2 separate regions of the Homo sapiens genome follow, and region 2 is linked to region 1. The links are chromatin contacts, found by Hi-C or POLR2A ChIA-PET in ENCODE. All regions are on one chromosome and are shown on one strand. The core of a region is the stretch at or near the end of the contact, and the rest is flanking DNA. Distances in the headings are between cores, read along the strand shown.

Region 1 (3,850 bases), core at 960-3,459:
CCTTCAAGAACTTTTCCTCTGCACTCACAACTTGGCTGTTTGGCACAATGGGCCTAGCTTTCAGCCCGTCTTGGCTTTCAGGATGCCTTCCTCATCAAGCTCAATCATTTCTAGCTTTTGATTTAAAGTCAGAGATATGTGACTCTTCCTCTCACTTGAACACTTAGATGCCACTGTAGGGCTATTAATTGGCCTAACTTTATTATTGTATCTCAGTCAACAGCAAGGCCTGAGGAGAGGGAGAGAGATGATGGAACAGCTGGTTGATAGAGCAGTCAGAACACACAGCATTTATTAAGTTCACCATAGTGTTGCCCCAAAGCAATCAGAATAGTAGTATCAAAGATCACTGATTACAGATCATAACAAATATAATAGCAATGAAAAAGTGTGAAATATTTCAAGATTTACCAAAATGTAACACAGACACAAAATGAGCACATGATGTTAGAAAAATGGCATTGATAGAGTTGCTCAATGGAGAGTTACCGCAGCCTTCAATTTGTAAAAAAAATGAAAATGCAGTATCTGTGAAGTGCAATAAAGCAAAGTACAAAAAATGAGGTATTCCTGTACATGTGCTGCCAAAGTGAGCGCTATATACATTCTTAACCTGGACCAAGAGCAGTATTCAAAATAACAACTCTGGCCAGGCACGGTGGCTCATGCCTGTAATCCCAACATTATGGGAGGCCGAGGCAGGTGGATCACTTGAGGTCAGGAGATTTGAGATCAGCCCTCCGCCATCATGGTGAAACCCCATCTCTACTAAAAATACAAAAATTAGCCTGGCGCGGTGGTGCAAGCCTGTAATCCCAGCTACTCCGGAGGCTGAGGCAGGAGAATCGTTTGAACCCGGGAGGCAGAGGTTGCAGTAAGCTGAGATCGTGCCACTGTACTCCAGCCTGGGTGACAGAGTGGGACGAGACTGTCTCAAAAAAAAAAAAAATAACAAACAAAAAAAACAACTCTGAGGATACATTTCTAGCCTGAGGCAACTAAAGCAAGAAATAATCTTATGCACAGACCTACAGTTAATCATTTTACTGAATCTACATATACATTCCACTTACATGATTACATATACGCATCAGTATGGACTTACATTCTATACATATGACTCTCCCATATTCAACAAGAGATCACCAAGAGCCTGAATCAAAGGATACCAATAAAACAAACCCTAAACTAGGAAGTGGGAGGGAAAGGAGAAAAGGGATGAGGGAGAAAAAGAAAAAAGAGGAAGGATGAAGGGAAGGCGGAAGCCAATATTAATAAATACTGAGTACCTACTGTATACACACCACCATTTCATGGTTGCTTCTTGGTTTCCACGCTTTCAGTCTTGGCCCTACATCCATTTTTTACACAGCAGTCTAACTGTGGTCTTCGAAACCCTGTGTTATCTGTCCCCAGTGCACCCCATGCTGTGCCACTCCTCTCCCTCAATGCTCTGCAGCCACAAGGGGCACTTTCTGTTCCTAGAATGCTCTGACTTCTTTCCTGCCACAGGGCCTTTGAACTTACTCTTTCCTATGCCTGAACTGCTTTCCACATCACTTATTCTTTTTCATTTTTTGAATTTCAACTCAAACATCACCTTCTAAAGGAATAGCGCACAGCCACTTAGTAACCCTCTATTTCCTTTATCACAATCTGAAAAGTTCCTGTTTGTCTAGCTCCACCCACCAACTTCGAGGGCAAGGACCAGCAATGTCTTGCTCACCACCGCATCTCCCGGGAGTTAGAACGGTACCTGGCACCTCAGGCATCTGATAATACTGGCTGAATGGCTGTTGGAGGCAGAGGTTCTTAACTGCCTATTAAGGATGAGGACCCTGAGGTTCAGAAACGTTAAAGTGATTTGTTCCAAATCAGACAGCGCCAGGTCTGAACCTAGCCAGCTGGGGCTAAGTCAAGTAACAACTGGCGAAACAGAAAGCTTAGCAAAGGCAGGATAGCGACAAACACGACCTAAAGTTTTCTCTTCATACCCAGGGATATCCACACCTTTCTCTCCCGCCCTGACCGACCGCGGGGCCTCCCCGCCCAGCCCCTGGCCGTGCGAGTCCCTTACTATGTGGGGATGAGAAGGCATTTGAGAAGAGTCACCCCGAGCGCCAAAGCCGAAAACCAATTGCCAGTACCCGTGGCAATTGTGAGCGCCGCCATTGCTGCGGCACCGCACGCTTCCCACCAACTTGATCCACATCCGGGATCCCGCGCATGCGGAGAAAGCCCTCTGAAGCCGTGCCCGCTAGCTGCGCGCATGCGGCGAGCGGCGCAGCCAGTCCGGGGACTGCAGTCAGCTATTTAAACCTCCCGCCCACCTTTTCTTTAGACCCGCGTCTCACCCCGGGCCGGAAGGGCTCCTGCGCAGGCGTTTGTAGCCACTTTTAAGTTTTATCAGCTAGTTCATGCTTGCGTTGAAAGAGTGGTCGTTTGCGCTGGGTCATCACTGTGTAGTATTGGGGATACTTAGGTGAGAAAAAAACTTAACGCTAGAGACGTTCACGCACTAGTGGAGAAGCCAGGATTGTTGCCCTAGAGTTACAGTAGATAAAAGTACCTCAGAGAACTGCGGGGGCTCCCAACCTGGACGCTTGCACCGGAGTATTAAATCCAGCTAGAGAATGGCATGTGCAAAGATACAGAGGTGAGAAACATTGTGTTTTTAGAACTCTGAGCGAGGCTCTTGGCTCACCTCCTGCTTGAGCGGAACCCATTCTGGAAGCAGGGTAGAGGCTAGTCCTAACGCTTAGTGTACAAATAGCCTACGGTTCATGTTAAAATAATTCGGATTCTGATTCAGTAGGCCCAACAAACTCGCAGATTGCGTAATGACTGAGGCACATGCAATTTAATTAGGCTTGTCTCATTATTTTACTGTATGATCTTGGACAAACTAAACTCTAAACCTCAGTTTCTTTTTTTAAAATTTTTATTTATTTATTTATTTTTGAAAATAGGAGATAAAAATGGTTTCTGGCCGGACGCGGTGGCTCACGCCTGTAATCCCAACACTGGGAGGCCGAGGTGGGCGAATCACCTGAGTTCAGGAGTTTGAGATCAGCCTGGCCAATATGGTGAAACCCTGTCTCTACTAAAAATTAAAAAAAAATTAGCCGTGCATGGTGGCGGGCGCTTGTAATTCCACCTACTCGGGAGGCTGAAGCTAGAGAATCGCGTGAACGTGGGAGGCGGAGGTTGCAGTGAGCTGAGATCGCGCCATTGCACTTCAGCCTGGGCAAGCCTCAGGCCTGTTTATCCAAGATGCTTTTGGTCTAAAAAAAAAAAAGTTTCAGCCTCATAAACTGGTTGTGAGGATTAAATGAGAATGCATGTAAATTGCTTGATATGATTCCAGGACAGAATAAATGCTCAATAATGTGTCAGATCAGTTAATTATCTTGCTGAAAGATGCACAGCAAGTAGGTGACAGTGTCACCTCCCTAATATGAGTTTATGCCCTCCCACAGCTTCAGCTGCCACCCATGTGAATATGATTCACAGATTTCTAGCTCAGCACTCTTCTCTCACTTTCAGACCCTGGTCTCCAGTTGGCTACCTGACCTCACGTAGATGTTTTTGTTTTGTTTTTGAGAGACAGGGTCTCATTCTGTGGCCCAGGCTGGAGGGCAATAGTGCAAACACAGCTCACTGCAGCCTCGATCTCCTGGGCTCAAGCAGTCCTCCCCACCTCAGCCTCCTGAGTAACTGGGACCACAGGGATGTGGCAACGTGTGTGTGTGTGTGTGTAGAGATGGGATCTCCCTATATTGTCCATGCTGGTTTCAAACTCCTGGGCTCAAGTGATCTTCCTGCCTCAGCCTCCCAAAGTATTGGGATT
Region 2 (3,850 bases), core at 385-2,884, 170 kb after region 1:
CCCACTAGAAATGAAAACTGCGGGAGAGAGAAGAGTCAAAAGTAACTGCCAGATAAAAGTTTCAAGCTTGGGAGATCAGATGACAGGTAGGGAAATATTAAGAGTAGCAGACTCAAGCAATTAAAAAAATTGAGATATGATTCACATGCAATACAATCTACCCTTTACAGTGTACAATTCAGTAGCTTTTAGTATACTTGCAAGGTTGTACAACCATCACCACTATTTAATTCCAGAATATTTTCATCACCCAAAAAGAAATTCCATACTAACTAACAGCCTTTCCCCAGTCCCTGTCCCCCTCCCCAGCCTTCATGTAATTTTAAGAGAATAAAATCTTGTGGTTAAACCCTGCCCCCTGCCTTTTTTTTTTTTTTTTTTAAATTGAGACAGGGTCTCAGTCTGTCGCTCAGGCTGGAGTACAGTGGCATGATCACAGCTCACTGCAACCTCAACCTCCCCAGGGTTGAGGGGATCCTCCCACCTCAGCCCCCTGAGTAGCTGGGACTACAGGCACATGCCACCATGCCTGGCTAATATTTTTTTAAAAAACCTGTCTTGACAGAGCAACAATGATATTCAACTGGTCTCAGCAGTTCAATCCCCAAGATCTTAATTTGCTTCTCTATTTCACAAAGTGGAGAGCTCTGGGGAAACAGAAAAGCTGCTTTTCTCAGGATATAGAGAGTAACATCCTGTTTCCTAGTTCTACCTTGGATAGGGACTCAAGTCAACAGAGAGAGATCAAGGGTGGCAGAGAGAGGTGTCTGGTTATAATGGCTTTCAATCAGTCCCAGTACGGTTCACTTTGGGGAGGGTTAGAAATGTGTGTGTGTGTGTGTGTGTGTGTGTGTGTGTGTGTGTGTGTGTGCGCGCGCGCCTGTGTGTGTGGTGGTGGCAGTGGTGGGGTAAGTTGTCACAATGATTGGAAAGCCTTACAGGCATTAGAGGGCAGAGGACAGGTATATTAACCTCAAACCATGCATAGGATAAAATCTCGCATAACAAAGAATTGTCCCACCTACAATTTCAATACACGCCTCTGAGAAATGTGGGGGTGGAGGGAGTGAGGGGTTGGGCAGAATTCCTATTATTTCTGCAAGTACAAAAACCAAAATGAGCCGGGTGCGGTGGCTCACGCCTGTAATCCCAGCACTTTGGGAGGCCAAGGCGGTTGGATAACGAGGTCAGGAGATCAAGACCATCCTGGCTAACACGGTGAAACCCCGTCTCTACTAAAAATACAAAAAAAAAAAAAAAAATTAGCCGGGCACGGTGGTGGGCGCCTGTAGTCCCAGCTACTCGGGAGGCTGAGGCAGGAGAATGGCGTGAACCTGGGAGGCGGAGCTTGCAGTGAGCCAAGATCGTGCCACTTGCACTCCAGCCTGGGCGACAGAGCAAGACTCTGTCTCAAAAAAAAAAAAAAAAAGAAAAAAAAATCAAAATGAAAGTTATGATCTGTAAGCGGGAACCAGGCCCAGGCCCAAGAATGTGTGGTTAAAAATAGCTTAGAGAACAGAAGATTTAAATGAGCTCACAGTGAAAAGGGTTATTAATGGAAACTCAGATATTAATAGTGATGAATCTCAGTTCACCAAGGCGAACCGCAGCCCAGGCCTGGTCGTGTTCCAGCGCCACTGTCCTTCAGTCTCTGATGTGTGTTACAGCTGCAGCTTCAGGTGTGGGAAAGAGCAAAGTTCATTGCCACAAACCCTGAGCCTCGTATCACCCATCAGAAAGAGTACCCTTGTGGGTATGTCCTACAGTTCATTCTAAAAAAATAAGAAGACCCATTAGGGAGCTCTCTACACAGGGGAAAAAAGTTTGATTTGTCTCCTTACTAAAGGTTTTTTCTTTCACTACAATGATTTTGTATGAAATTCTGCCACTGAAGAACCCTGTTAAAATTAGCAATTTACTTTCAAACATTTATTATGTGTGAAGCTCTGGGAAGCAGAGGCAACAAGATGGGACAGTTCTCAGATCAAAAGGGCTTCTGTTCTAGTGGGGAAGCTAAAATATGGGCACAACTTCATAAAATATACATCTGCCTATATAATGTACTGAGGTAAAAATAATTTACTAAATGAAAGTAAGTTTTTTCTTCCCCCCATATTTACTGAACACTTATTAGGTACATTTTATATACATGAAAGTAAGTTTTGGGGTCAGCTTCATTACTTAAGAGCTGCATAAAAATGAGCTCTTTCATATACCTAAGCCTCAGTTTCAATTATAAAATGAAGATGATAATCCTAACCAGGTTGTTACAAGAATCAAGTAAGGTAATATAAAGGTTGTTTTTTTTTCTTTCCCTAAAGAATATTATATATATAAACTTTCCTATAAAGTTCTATTACAGAAAAGGAAGAATTTTTATTTGATATAAGAACAGTTCAACAAAGGATAGAGCATTTGAACTGGGCTTCAAACATACGGTTAGGATAGTAAATGCATTACACCAAAAGTAATAAATTATTCAATAAGTTTTCACTGAGCCACTATAACATAACAACAAAAGCCTCTGCGTGCCAGGCTGTGGGCCAGGCAGTGGTGTTGGTACTGCTTATTATATTGCTTTTAAATTGCCTCCATGCATTTGTTTATTCATTAATTCTTTCCATAAATACATAAGATACAATTAGTTTACCAGAGTAGCAAGACACCTAGAAAGCCTGAGACAACTGGACTTGGAGCGAGGCGGTAGTTAGGTATGAGGCTGTGGGCAAGAAGAGGTGCCTACAGAAGCTCAATCCCACCAGGTCATACAGAGGCCAGAGCCCTGAGGCCCTGAGATGGGGTGAGAGAAACAGGTAAGAGGCAGAGCAGAGTTCTACCGACAATTTTACCTAACAAACAATGCCGTCCAGGGCTGGCTGTAGTGATAGACATCAGCTTCATGCCTTGCTGCAAATTACGAAGAATACCAACCTTCCTCCCATGTCTAGGCTTGAAAACAGCCCTTTTTCTAGGTCTGTGTCACAGGGCAGCACATTACATAAGATGCCCTGAACTGAGGGCACAACCAACTGAATGTTCCTGGTGTTTACTGTAAACTCTGAGCCAGCATGACCTGTGGAGTTTAAAAAAAAAAAAAAAAGGTAATTTCCCTACAGTTCTTCAATAAGAAAGTAAGAGGAAAACAAGAGGGAGATTCTGGGGTTTCTCCAAGCTGTGTGGTCTTTACCACCACCACCACCACCACCACCACAACAAAAACAAAATACAGTTACTTTGGGCCAGGCACTCTCCTAAGCACTTTACATATAAGAGTTCATTCCATCCTTACAACATCCTGTGAGTTGTTACTATTATTATCCCATTTTATTTTATTTATTTTTTGAGACGGAGTCTCGCTCTGTCGCCCAGGCTGGAGTGCAGTGGCACGATCTCAGCTCAGTGCAACCTCCACCTCGCTGTTTCAAGCAATTCCCCTGCCTCAGCCTCCCGAGTAGCTGGGATTACAGGTGCCCACCACCATGCCCCGCTAATTTTTTTTGTAGTTTTAGTAGAGACAGGGTTTCACCATGTTGGCCAGACTGGTCATGAACTCCTGACCTCAGGCGATCCAACTGCCTCAGCCTCCCAAAGTGCTGGAATTACAGGCGTGAGCCACTGCGCCTGGCCTATTATCCAATTTTAAAGATGAAGAAACTGGGAGGGTGAAGTGGTTAAGTAACTTAATTGTAGATATAAAGTTATAAATCGACAAAGCAAGGACTTATGACTCTGTCCTCTGGGCTCTTTTTGCTCACCAAGACCTGCCCCACGTGTCTCAGAAAAGTACTGAAACTTCTCAGATCTAGTGTCCTCAACTCCCATCAAGGGTGGCAGAAACGGGAACTAAAAA

Evidence for each region. Hi-C counts contacts between places; a loop is a spot of excess contacts on that map. ChIA-PET counts read pairs that join two places held with the same protein, here RNA polymerase II (POLR2A). Pooled maps may share reads with other maps.
Region 2: a pooled map shows a loop between it and region 1 (7-fold over the local background). The contact joins the enhancer-like site here to the promoter of ALG8 in region 1. A Hi-C loop is called at or near these places in 5 of 37 single-sample maps with no recorded cell type and 9 of 50 pooled maps. POLR2A ChIA-PET finds 5 or more read pairs at or near these places in 4 of 52 experiments (GM12878, H1, activated B cell and 1 more).

What each region holds. Positions count from the first base shown.
Region 1 is chr11:78,137,417-78,141,266 of GRCh38, forward strand. ALG8 (ALG8 alpha-1,3-glucosyltransferase) reads right to left here and starts at 2,210. Exons shown (of 13, transcript NM_024079.5): 1 at 2,078-2,210. The coding sequence starts at 2,172. KCTD21-AS1 (KCTD21 antisense RNA 1) reads left to right here and starts at 2,377. Exons shown (of 3, transcript NR_102281.1): 1 at 2,377-2,656. RefSeq lists enhancers at 1,793-1,902, 1,983-2,062, 2,673-2,782, 2,943-3,653.
Region 2 is chr11:78,309,102-78,312,951 of GRCh38, forward strand. All of the region lies in intron 1 of GAB2 (GRB2 associated binding protein 2), which reads right to left. The region is part of intron 1 of LOC105369402 (a long non-coding RNA gene); the gene reads left to right. Among named protein-coding and RNA genes, the nearest start is that of GAB2, 110 kb to the right of the region's middle. Within about 2 kb of position 1,635, at least 17 of the 41 ENCODE cell types and tissues checked have a DNase peak (open chromatin) inside an H3K27ac peak, as active enhancers do; they include GM12878, where a contact is called at or near this core.